Regions from separate parts of the Mus musculus genome. Here region 1 is linked to region 2. The links are chromatin contacts, found by Hi-C or POLR2A ChIA-PET in ENCODE. All regions are on one chromosome and are shown on one strand. Each heading gives the region's core, a stretch centred on a gene start or an enhancer-like site at or near the end of the contact. The rest is flanking DNA. Distances are from core to core; before and after follow the strand shown.

What was found. Hi-C counts contacts between places; a loop is a spot of excess contacts on that map. ChIA-PET counts read pairs that join two places held with the same protein, here RNA polymerase II (POLR2A).
Region 1: a map of left cerebral cortex shows a loop between it and region 2 (2.1-fold over the local background). The contact joins the enhancer-like site here to the promoter of Gfod1 in region 2. A Hi-C loop is called at or near these places in 1 of 37 maps with a recorded cell type or tissue (left cerebral cortex). POLR2A ChIA-PET finds 5 or more read pairs at or near these places in 1 of 5 experiments (embryonic stem cell).

The regions. Positions count from the first base shown.
Region 1 is chr13:43,529,535-43,535,472 of GRCm38, reverse strand. It overlaps Gm32939 (a long non-coding RNA gene), which reads right to left. Exons shown (of 4, transcript XR_382266.3): 3 at 5,095-5,270; 4 at 3,688-4,375. Among named protein-coding and RNA genes, the nearest start is that of Gm32939, 16 kb to the right of the region's middle. Within about 2 kb of position 3,906, at least 3 of the 3 ENCODE cell types and tissues checked have a DNase peak (open chromatin) inside an H3K27ac peak, as active enhancers do; they include left cerebral cortex, where a contact is called at or near this core.
Region 2 is chr13:43,302,310-43,308,559 of GRCm38, reverse strand. Gfod1 (glucose-fructose oxidoreductase domain containing 1) reads left to right here and starts at 4,388. Exons shown (of 2, transcript NM_001033399.4): 1 at 4,388-5,315. The coding sequence starts at 5,063. It overlaps Gm52047 (a long non-coding RNA gene), which reads right to left and starts at 3,076. Exons shown (of 3, transcript XR_003950636.1): 1 at 2,830-3,076; 2 at 2,098-2,204.

The DNA.
Region 1 (5,938 bases), core at 2,657-5,156, 230 kb before region 2:
GCAGCTGTCTTTGAGTCATTTCTGCGCCTGAAAGTCACCCATATTGCAGTAGGTAACACCAATAAAACTCATTGATTCACCAAGTTGGACTTTGGTACTATCTGTACTTTGGTGTGTCATGGGTTCTCTATCTATAGTAAGTAGATGTGTGTGTGTTGCCTCTTCCCATGAAAACTCTTGTCACGGGAACGCTTCATCTTCCCAGTCTTACTTCCCTCTGTGTTAGCTTTCAGCTTCAAGCTGAAGGTTTTCTGATCACAAGAGGGCTGCCCCAACTCCAAGTGTCATATCTCAATATGACAGGATTTAAGATAAAAGGGGGAGTGGCTTTTCATCCCCGTAAGTGTCACAGACCAGGACTGAGTACACAGTCAAAAGTGAAGCCCTAATTAGCATTTTCAGCCTCTTTGGTAGGAATTGGGCAAGTCTGACATGGCTAAAGATGGTTGTTAGGTTGGGGAAACAGTATTGGTTACAATGTCACAAAAACAAAACTAACTGCACACCACGGGAAGCTGCACAATCTGCATGAAGTGGCCATCCCTTAGTGGTCACAAACACTTCAGAAGTGTCCCTTTTAACAACAAAGGCGTGGGGGTGGTTTTACTTTATTGTTTCAACAGTGTTTTTACTAGCTAGCTCTTCAATTACTTTATTTCAAGATTTATTTTTATTTTCTGTGGTTGATTTCAGTTTTGCCTGCATATATGTACAATATCAGTGTGCAGTACTGATGGGGGCCAGAAGAGGAGAGCTGGAGTTACGGACAGTTGAGAGCCACCATGTGGATGCTAAAACCAAGCCCAGGTCTTCTGAAAAAGCAGGAAATGCTCCTAACCCCTGAGCCATCTGCTCTACCCTAGTTCTTGATTTTTTTTTCAAAATTATTTTTCAAAATTGACTAGTTTTCACATGACTAGTTTTTTAAAAGCTTGCCATAATCCTGAATTAACTTAGATTGTAGAGGGAGATGCTTATAGCGGGAGAGAGTAAGTTCACACATGCATTTGGGAATTTCTCAAAATGTCGGATGGTGATATATCCTCACCTTTGGTGTGTTATTTTAACCAGAGAGCTTGGTGCTTTGGTAGGATTCCCTTCTGTTTAGAGGGAGGAGGGAGCAGTGGTCTTCCTTCACTGGCCACGTGTGGAGAGATGCGCCTGTGTGCCCACCATCCCTGTCCTCATGGATCTATGTTCTTGCTGAGCCCCCACCCTGCAGGGACACACACAGAAGGAAGGAATCTCAGTCTCTTACTAAAGCACTAATCTAGCTGGAGGAGCCCACCCTGATGACCTAATTACTTTGCAGAGCCCCGCCTCCCAGAGGCATCAGAGACTCAAGTTTCAATGTAAGTTTGAGGAGAAGACCAACACCTCGGTTCTCCACATTCTAATTAATGATGCTGGTGATGCTAAGAATATGGGCCATTGGAGGCCCTCTCTGTGTTCCTGGTCCAGCCCTGACATTCACCTGTTCACCTTGGCCATCACACCCGAGGGGAAGTATGCACCGGAGTCATCTCTAGGTTCCAGGTGAGGGCACCAAGGCACAGAAAACTCCCCTGCCCCAAGCACCTAGCTTAGAAGTGGTGCCAGAAAAGAGATACCACACTCAGTGAGAATCAAATGAAGCCAAGCAGGAAAATGTTCTGTAAACAGTCAAACCCCGAGCGTGCCTAGAAACCATTGCACAGTCTATGTGCAATAGCTGAAAGCATTCTCTGGCGGTGGTAATTATATTTGTGCAAGTGCCCAGATGAACGCATTTCCCTTCACAGGCTCCAGAGCTACCATTTAGGTTACCAAGATAGACAGACTGAGAACAGTGTGGTAGCCTACTCAATAAGCTGCTCTCTTGAACAGCTAGAGTACAAACCAGGCTGTGACAGGGACTGGGAGAGGGCAGGAATACGCCCAATCATGTCCCAAGGGAAGTGGCAACACTCTTAAAGTACAAAGGAGTTGCTCTAAGCATGGAACCGTCTGTTCAGGCCTTAGAGTCACCTAAGCTTAGGCCTGCTGTTTGATTCTGTTGTCTTCTTTGTGACATCGTTGTTCATGTGTCTCGTCATTTCTTACTCAGCCTTGTGGACCACCCTCAGCATAAATGAAAGATCCACGGAAAGCCAGAACCAGGTCTCTGAGGGCATTCGCAGCATGCCTAGGTTCTGTTTCATTTGCACAGAGTCTGTCTTCCCTGCCATCAGCTTCCCACTGAGTCCATGGGAATAGGAACCACGTGTCCTCAATCTTCCCCAAGCAAATCAGAGCCTCGGATGTGTTTTTTAATGTCAAAAAGTTGCTATAATACCTGGCATGGTAGTACAGCTTCTTTAATCTCAGCACTTGGCAGGCAGACGCAGGCAGATCTCTATGAGTTTGAGACCAGCCTAATCTACACAGAAAGCTCTAAGCCAGCCAGGATTGCATAGTGAGACCCTGCCTCAAAAACATAAAAATAATATACAACTTCAGGAAGCAACCTGTTTCTGCTTGGTTGCTTGCTTGCTTTCTTGTCTTTTTTTTTTTTTCCAGTTTGGTTTACATGTATGATAAGTGTCCTATCCGTTTTATGTATGTGCCTGCCTACTGCCCTTGGAGGCCACCCAATCCCCTGGAAACTAGAGTTACAACTGGTTGTAAGCTGCTGTGTGGATGCTGGGAATCAAATCAAGAACAACAGCTAGCATGGGCTTGCCTCAGCAAAATACCACCTGAGTCTGTCATAACACACTACAAAAACTTCCACTTCCTGGGGGGCTTTATTTTATTTTTAAGCTTGAGAGCAATGTCATTCAGAGTTCAAGACAAACAAAACCTGATGACAATTGTGGGTAGGTAGGAGGCTAGCTGTTCTCAACAATGTTTGTATTCAAGACCATCCAATCAGCAGCCAGCAGTGTCCCACTAGTGTTAATAGCTCCTTGGAGGCCTTGGGTAACTGGATTCTTCATGCTACTGGGTTTTCTGCTGCTGGTGGTGGTGGTGATGTTGTTGTTGTTGTTTTGGATTTTTTTGTTTTGTTGTTCTTGTTGGGGTTTGTGTTTGGTTTAGTTTGGTTTTCAGAGGCAGAGTTTCTGTTTCTCTTTGTAGCCCTGGCAGCTCCCTGAACTCTTTGTAGAGCAGGCTGGCCTCAAACTCAGATATCTGCCTGTCTCTGCCTCCCAAATGTTGGGATTAAAGGTATGAGCCACCACTGCCAGGCTAAAGGTATTACGATCCCGATGGAGGAAATACGGTTATTATTTCACTTAACCTTCCGCGCTGCACATAACCTGCCTCCACCTACTGGGGGTGGGGGGTGTAGGATTAAAGGCAAGTGCCACTGTGTTTCTATTCTTAGGAAGTCAGGATTCCCAGTAGTCTTTAGCAACTACTGACTGTAGCAGGCATCAGGATTTCCTCACGCTGACAGTGGCCAGTATGTTCTAGCTCCTGGGCTTGGGGTGTTAGAGGTCTTTTGGCCCAAATAGTTTGACAGCTCTCTAGAACTCTTCCAGTCCCTAGGCCGGCATTCTCTTTTCTCTAACTCTGTAGCTTTGTAGCCTCCAGCTGCCAAGTAGCCACTTACTGCTTCAGCAGCTTGGCCCAGCAGTCACCTAACCTCCAGTTGCTTCACTGTCTCTCCCGCTCCTTTCCTCGTGTTATCAGCTCAGCCCACGCTATTAAAAAAGCAAGAGAAGATCACTCAAGAGAAGCCTTTTATTGGGCATAACATTGCTACATGGGAAGGCAGTACAAGAAGGTGCGTCTGCCAGGATGCTTACTAAATTGCCTGCTTCTGTAGCTAGAGGAGGGAGGGGAGCTTGCTCCAATCAGAGCAAACCACATGCAAATGAGGGTTTGTGTTTGCACCAATCAGAGCCCTGTCTCTTTAGCCCTAGTCACAGCCGCTTTTCTCTCCATGGCACTCCCCCTCTGGCTTAGGTTGGAAGTGGTTACAGGGTAACCTGAGTTCACTGAGGCTTGTGATACCAAACAGTCCAGTTGCTGTCTGTTTGAACAGCCCTGGCCGAGGCCACCCCTTCAGGTGCAGGAACAGCCAGCTGCATTCAGAGCGTTGTCCTCTCAAAGCGCCTGTGGAGTATTCGACACAGCCAGTGTTGGCATTAAGTGTAGTCCAGCTGGCTTTTGATTGACAGTCCTTTTGCTCAAGGCGGCCAGGGCAACAAAGGAGAGTCCAACAGCTGCCAATTAGGAAGTCAGATAGCCCATCCCCCAACATCTTTGCTTATTTACTGGAAAATGAACATCAGAGGGAGTGCTTACAATGAGGGCTGATCGTTAGTATTAGCCGACTTTAAGAGTGCTTAAACAGTGCTCAGTGCCCTGGGTAGAGATGAGTCCCTTTCATCTGGCCCATAGTGGTCCTCTGTATCAAAAACAAACACAGAGAACAGCCGTTAGCAAATGGGGGAACTTTGTATTCCCGACAGTTCCCTGAACTGCCGTCACTCTTGCACGAATCACACTTCTAGGAAGCTTCCTGCCCCATCCCATTCTTCTCCCCGCAAAAAAAAAAAACTGCTGTTAACCCACCTTCCCTTGAGTATATTAGTATATATGCACATGGCCCAAAGCCTAGAAACAACATAGCACTTTTTTTTTAACCAGCTCCCTTCCAAAATAATGCTCCATAATGCCTCAGTGAATGCCTGCTGTCCCATGACAAGACATTTACCAAAGATGATCTGCCCTTATTGTCAAGTTCTGCTCAATGGTCAGAGAGGAAAGCAGTTATCTCCTGGCTTGCCTTATCTCTCTGAACACTTTACGGCCTGTTTCCTTTAGTTTCAAGCCACCCGGAGCTCTAGGACTTCTTTGCTTTGAGATTCAGCTTACAGGTTAAAATTAGCTCCAGAGCTCTGAAGGGGCGCCAGAGAAAGCAGGAGTGTGGTGGGAGTGGGTGAGAGCTAACCCGCAATGCAGATGACAGAGGAGTGAACACGAGGCACAAGCCTCCCTCAGACGTGGTCATCCCCCGAGAGAGGCACATGGGCTAGGGACCCCCACCCCCACCCCCGCAGACTGTAAGACACACAATTTATGCCATGCTATATGTGTGTTGCAGACAAGGTCTGAGGCTCTTACCTTTTATCCTTGCTAATGGGAATCTTCTAAACTGCTTTTTTTGTCTTACACGCTGCCTTTGGGTGTGGGCGGTTACGGTTTATAGATGCACTTGGACCAGGCTGCCTGCCTGTCCAAGGAACACCGGCTTTATGCTCTTCTCCTGTGGGTCTTGCAAAACAACATATTATGCCAATCTGTTTGCGTGAAAGAAGAGAACGAACATCATTTCATTTAAGGACCCAAGTACCAGCACAGGCTCTGGACAGAATCAGGCAAAAGGCATTTGTTCCATGTACCCTCCCTCCTCCGGGGATCATTTCTTCATTCCATGACATTGCTTCTTTGGTTGGATACTCGCTGCCTTCGTGTCTTCTCAGTACCCCAACCCATTAAGAAAGTGAAGTTCACCTCTCATTTCCAGCTTTAACCTGAAGATGGGCTCTAACGTCAGAGCCCTGGATTCAGGTCCTAGCAATTCATTTCCTAACTGGCTAGTGCAAATTTCTTAATCTCCCTCTGTAAAATACAACATGGGAAGCTCATTGTATCTGGAGGTGCGCTAGTGGCTTTGTGTAACTCAACAGATGACAAAATAGATTTGACCCAAAAATACAACATTTAAAGGTGGGATGGGCTGGTTGAATACCTGTGTCCTCTCCAAATCTCTGCTTTCTGTCCATCACTGTCAGTACCGTATTCCAGCTGGCTCCCTTCATATGGGAACACCTACCTCAGAAAAAGAGCAGCTCCTTCAGCCACAAGAAGTTACTCTCACCAAGGAATGCTATGTGCTGATTGGCTTGGGCCTGGGTTCTTAAGCCAATCACAAGCCAGGAGGGACCAGATTTCCACGACTGGTAGA
Region 2 (6,250 bases), core at 3,139-5,638:
TTGTGCATGTGTGCACATACATGCAAATTGTGCATGTGTGTGTGTGTGTGTGTGTGTATGTGTATGTGTATGTGTATGTGTATGTGTATGTGTATGTGTATGTGTGTATAAGCATGTGCACAGAGCTATTTAAGTCCACAAGAGGGCATTGCACCCGCTGGGGCTGAAGTGACAGGTGATTGTAAGCCACCTGAAAGAGTCACTGGGGACCAAACTCAAGTGTTTTACCAGATCACTACATGCTCTTTACCCTGGAGACATCTTTCCAGCTCCTGTCAGCACTGTTTTAAAATGTCTAACTGTCAGGTTGGATTAGGTGGAATCCCAGGTCAGGCTTTCACATAAGAACAGTAAAGAATACCACACATATTTTTAAAAACAAAAACAAATACCAAAACCCAAAACTGTGTATGTGCAAACACTGTCTATTCAAATGGTTGTATTGCTGGGGCGTGGGGCAGAGGCACACTCAGAGTCACCCTATGGCTGGAACAGATGAAGCAAAACCTACTAAACCAGTAGGACACAAGAGCACACCCAGATGACACCCACTGCCTGTGAGGAGCCACCTCACCTCTTTTCGCTCTCTGAGAGTGTCCATCTACTACCAGACCTTTCTTCCTTTCAGTCCCTGGTGACTGCAGGAGTTTCTCTCTGAGGGTTGTGTCTCAAGCCCCTTACAAGCTACCCACCATACAAATCTTTCAGCAATTCCAGGTCACATCTCAGCCACCTCCACAGGCTCCCCTTCCACCTTAAGTATATTCTCCATCAGTCTAGAAAACTCTCGCTTCTAACTCCAGTATGCCACCTGAAACCCAAGTCTGGTTCTCTTTTCAGTCTGTATGTGTTTGTAAGCTTTCCTCTTCAACTTCAAAGGCCTCATGTACACCCACATGAGCCCTGGCAGCCCCTGCCTGGTTGTCTCAATTTATGTCCCAAACCAACAGGTCTCCTAAGGTTAGCATCTGAGGGAGAGGCAGTCCGACATTTCCAATGCCCAAATCACTGTTGTGTATATGCCTGGCTAAGTCCTAAAAATGTTAAGCATCCCCAATCATAGCCTTCTCTTGCTAATAACACAATGACACATAATGGGTAAACATAAAGAAAAGAGGTTTGTCTTGGCTCAGGGTTTGGTCCAAGGGTAAGGGCCATGTCTGGGGATGCTGCTCTGCTAGCAATGTTCTAGAGTGGTACGAGGCATCACTGGAACGGGACAGACTCTTCTGGCATTCGCTCCTTCTACGAAGCCTCCAGAATTCAATCATGGTGCTCTGCTCTGATGACTTATCCAACCCTAGTAAGCTTCCAAAGGCCACAGGTATCAGACATTCAGAAGTGAAGGAGACCTGAGGCATCCTTCCAGTCTCAGTGAGTCTGCAGTCCATTAGGCAAGTGGGTGATAAACAGTCGACATAGGGGGGAAAGCAGTGATAAAGGATGACTTTTGTGACAAGGAGGGCACTTTAGAGGAGGTGGCCAGAAAGGTCTGACCTAAGGGGAGGAGGACATCTGAGCACAAGCTAGAGAAAAGTGAGCAGCAGGCCTCTGTCTGTCTGTCTGTCTGTCTGTCTGTCTGTCTGCCTGTGTATGTGTGCGTGCATGTGCATGTGTGTGAGGCAGAGCAGCTAATATAAAAGCCTTGAGATGAGAGCAAACTCAGCTTGCACAGTGCAGAGCTAAGAGACCAACGCGCTGGAATACAGAGCCTGTAGCCGGAAGTGGTTAAATACTAAGGTATGCAAGATCAGAGTGAGGTCAAGTTAGGTTACGTAGGGTTGTTCAGGTTCCCTAAGGACTTTGGAATATATGTGTCACTCAAATCCATTGTCGTTGTAGGACATGAGATGACTCACCTTTCAAAAGATCGCTTTGCTCTCTCTGGCTACTGAGCAGAGAGTACAGAGTGAAAGCAGGCAGACCAGCAAGGACAGTGTCTAGCTACTGATATCCCGGACTTAAATGCTCCAGCAGGGGCATTCAAAGGGCAGCCTCTCTTTGAAAGACATGCATAAAAGTCCATCTTCCCTCCTTTGTGGATAACAGGGAATGGTATTGTTACAGGGGACTGAGAAGGTGTATATATGTACATACCTGTGGTATAGGCTTGGGAGGTGGAGACAGGAGGATCAGAATGTAATCAAGATCGTCCTCCTCTGGATAGTGTGTTGGATTCTAGCCTGAGCTACATGAGACCTCATCTGAAAACAAAACAAAAACCCAAATAAACCAAACCAAACCAAAAAACAAACAAACAAACAAACAACAAACAGTGGCTGGAAAGATGGCTCAGCAGGTAAGAGTGCTCACTGTCCTTTCAGAGAGCTTGAGTTCTGTCTCTGATGCTCATATAGAATGGTTCACAACCACCTGCAGCTCCTGCTCCAGCTTCAGCAGATCCAGTCAATGCCCTCTTCTGACCTCCAAGAGTATATGCATTCATGTGGTATATACCCACACCCATACATAGAAACAATAGTAAAGGAAAAACCCAAATCGACAAACAAACAAACCCAAACAACATAAAAGAGCATAACGGAATTCATTCAGGATATATACATGGCCTAACATTTATTTTCAAATAGAATGTATGTAATAAAAATAAATATCAAAATAGAGGGCATATATATCACATAGAACCTTTCTAGGGAGCATCCTTCTCAGGACGTCACGACTGTCAAATCACATGGTCCTCTCTAGTGTTAGCTATTGTCCCCCTTTACAGACGGACACAGAGAAGACATTTGTCCCGGGTCCCACAGGGTGTAAATGGCAGAGCCAAGAGTCAGCTCTGGCTTCTGACTCTGCAAGCCAGGAGTCACCCACCTTGCACCTGTCCAGGGGCGGCACACCGTGGCTCTCGCTCTGCTCCAAAGCAGCACCCTGGCAGCCATGGCTGCACGCCTCCTTTTCCTTAGGCACTTCTCAGCTAACCATCAGCAGGCATATCTTGTCTGCTCTTTGTCTGACCCTGTTCAGGTTGTTGCCAATCCCGGAGCACTTTGTCCTTTTTAATAATGTCGTCCTGAGGTCAACTTTGCCTCCTCCCATTGCCACATCAGCCTTTGTGTGTGTGTGTGTGTGTGTGTGTGTGTGTGTACAGCTCTCTCCAAGAGCCCCGTCTCTGTGCCAGTTGTTACAGTTGCTTTAAACACTCGGATGTATCATGTTTTCCACGCTTATGTTGAAGCAGGACACGTGTCTCTTCCTCTGAGTGCTAAAGGCCAGGGATGAACATAATAGACAGTAGTAACCTCACCTTTCCAGAAACACTGAGCTAGAAGAGCAGGTCCACTTGCCCTTTGGCATTGACTCCTCCCTCCCAGTACGAAGAGGGCACAATGTGACAGGTGGTGAATATCCATCCATTTGTGTACTTAGACAAGTGCCTACTATCTCCTTAGGCCCCGTGATAAGTGACGAGGATATCTTGAGCCATCAGACGCTCACTCAGTCACCACCGCAGTTAGGGCTTTCCACGCATCTCGGACTGATGGTCCCCAGCATTCTGACTGCAGATGTATTAAAGGCCAGGAGAAGCGCTGTGCCAGGGAACTGAAGCTGACAGAGGGCAGTGGCCAGGAGTGGCAGGCAGCCAGAAGTAAACAAGGAAGACCAGACTCTAGACACACGTGCCACAGCCACTGCGGAGTCTGGGTGAGGTCGCCCATGCCACATGGGCACAAGCATGGAGTAGGTGACCAGTGGAGCCTCCTCAGGAGTGGAGTTGGTTTGGGATTGGAGCTGGCACACTTGCGAGTCAGAACTCTAGGGGTTCAGCGCCGAGATGCTGGTGTCTGCCTTCCGATCCTGGCACTGTTGTTCATGTGTGTCACCTTGAGCAAGTCCCTTAACCTCCTCAGAGCTCACTTTCTCATCAATGAAACGAGTTTCCAATAACCTCAGGGTTAAGTGCCTGGACAGCTTCCTAGAGCAGTGGCGAGCACAGAAAAATATCCGGGAGAGGAGACTGTGAACCACGCTGCTCACACTTCGTGGGGTCCTCCGGCCTCCCCGGGGTCTTAGCATCCGCCAATCTTTTCCAAGGAACCCAGTCCTAGCCTATTAAGGGCGCGCCCTGCTTTGATAGATTTATTTGCTTGCTTGGGCGGAGCTTGGAGCACAACGAGGAGGAGGCGGCCGCGGAGGCGGAGAGCGCAGAGAAAGGGAAGCCACCCGGGGGCAGCAGGCGAGACAGGCGGGGCCGGGGAGGAGTCAAAGCGGGTTCCAGGGGCCGGGCGCTGAGCGCAACGAGTGCCTTGGGCGGCGGAGACAAGGGCGGGGGCGACGCTTGGCGGCCAATGGAGCACGGCGCTACCGCAAGGGCGGTGCAGGAACCCCGGCCGCTGACAGTCAAAGTCGCCAACTCCGCCCTCGTACCCGCGGGATCCCGGAGCCGGAGCCCGAGCCCGAGCGGGGCCGAGGCCGCCCAAGGCGCGCTGCGAGCGAGCGAATATGGCAGCAGAATGAGGAGCCTGGCGCCGGGTGGTGTCCGCCGCTGCGGTGCTGCTGCTCGGGATCGGCGCCTGGTACACTACGAGCCTCATCCTTAGTCGGCCTCCGGGTGGCCTCTGGGTTCCATTCGTTACCAAGGACTTGGGGAAAAAGAAGATCCGCAGCCCACAGAGGGTGGTGAAGCGGGAGCGCCATCCGGGAGAGAGATTCTGCCGGGATGAGCCGGCCATGGGGCGGCCTCCGCGGGGCGCACGGAGCCGGCCGGCGCTGCGGCGGGAGCGCTGCCTGAGCCCGGGCTCCACGGGGCTTCGGGGCCTCGTGCGTCCTGGCGGAGTCCCTGCCGCTGTCTCCGGGAAGGACACGAGCCCCGAGTGGCGGGCACTGCAGCAGTCACCGCGCTGAGGCTCCCGGAGCCTGCAGGGTCTGTGGTTCGGTGCGCTGTCACGCCACCGCACTCGGGCGCCTTGCCCGGGGCTCGGCGGCTAGCGCAGCGCAGCGAGGTCGGTCGAGGAGCCGGGGACTGCGGGACCGGCCGGAGAGGCGTGTGCGCCGGTGTTCGACTGGAGATCCCGGCAGCAGCAGAACCGGGCGGACCTGAGCAGCCATGCTTCCCGGGGTGGGCGTGTTCGGCACCAGCCTCACAGCCCGAGTCATCATCCCGCTGCTGAAAGATGAGGGCTTCGCGGTGAAGGCGCTGTGGGGCCGCACGCAGGAAGAAGCCGAGGAGCTGGCCAAGGAGATGAGCGTTCCTTTCTACACCAGCCGCATCGACGAGGTGCTCCTGCACCAGGATGTGGACTTGGTGTGCATCAACCTGCCGCCGCCGCTCACTAGGCAGATCGCTGTCAAAACCCTGGGTGAGCGACCCCTCCCCCAGCCCTCTCTTCTTTAGCTCGGCTCTTCGCTTCTCTCCAATTGGACATATCCCAGGAATCCCAAACCCAAGCTTGTTAGTCCCAGCTTTCCCCTTTCCAGTCGGTGGCCTCCCCCACCTCCACGCTTCGCTCCTGATACCAGCTGGAAGCGCATCCCCACGTGTGTGGTGCGGAGGCTAGAATAGGCTTGGATTCTAGGTATAGGAACCGAATGGGTCAGATACAGAAGACCGGTTGCTGTTCCAGGAGGGAAACTCGGTACCCAGCTGTATACGTTAGTTAGTGCTCTGGTGTGTGGGTGCGCGTGCGTCTGGAAAAGGAGAGCGCGTGGCCAGGAACCCTTGAATAAAGGGCCGCACACGTGGTGGCAGGGTTTTTCCTGGGTGTACCTGTTTGTGAGCAGCTGTGGCACCCAGTTTGGATCGTTTTGTTTCCCTCCACAGTAAGTGAGTTTACTGTGAGATTAGAGAACTGACAGCTGGCTGGAATTATCTCTTCTGCTCTGGAAGGAAGCAAGTGAGAGTGGGCGGGTCTATCAGAACACTCTCAGATGTGTCAGAGGTTAGTAAAGATTGTAATTTAACCTTTGGGCACAGTCTCCCAGGAGTGGGTGTCTACTCTAGTTGAGAATTATATACCTTGTATTCTTCCGAGATGAAAATTGTGGTTTCAAAGGCAAGGATGCTTTGTGTGTGTGGAGGGGGCCGGGGTGGGAGGGGGAAGCCAGACGCTGCAGTTTCCTTTGGAAACGTGCGATGGCACCTCCGTATTTTGCCTCGGGAATATTCCAGAGACACATTGTGTTTACAAGCAGGCTGGGGCTTCTTTCTGGGCTCAAACGAGTGTCTTGAGCAAGTCTGTTCATCAGCAGTTCCCTTCCATACCTAAACCAACCACGCTCGGCTATTCCCAGGCGT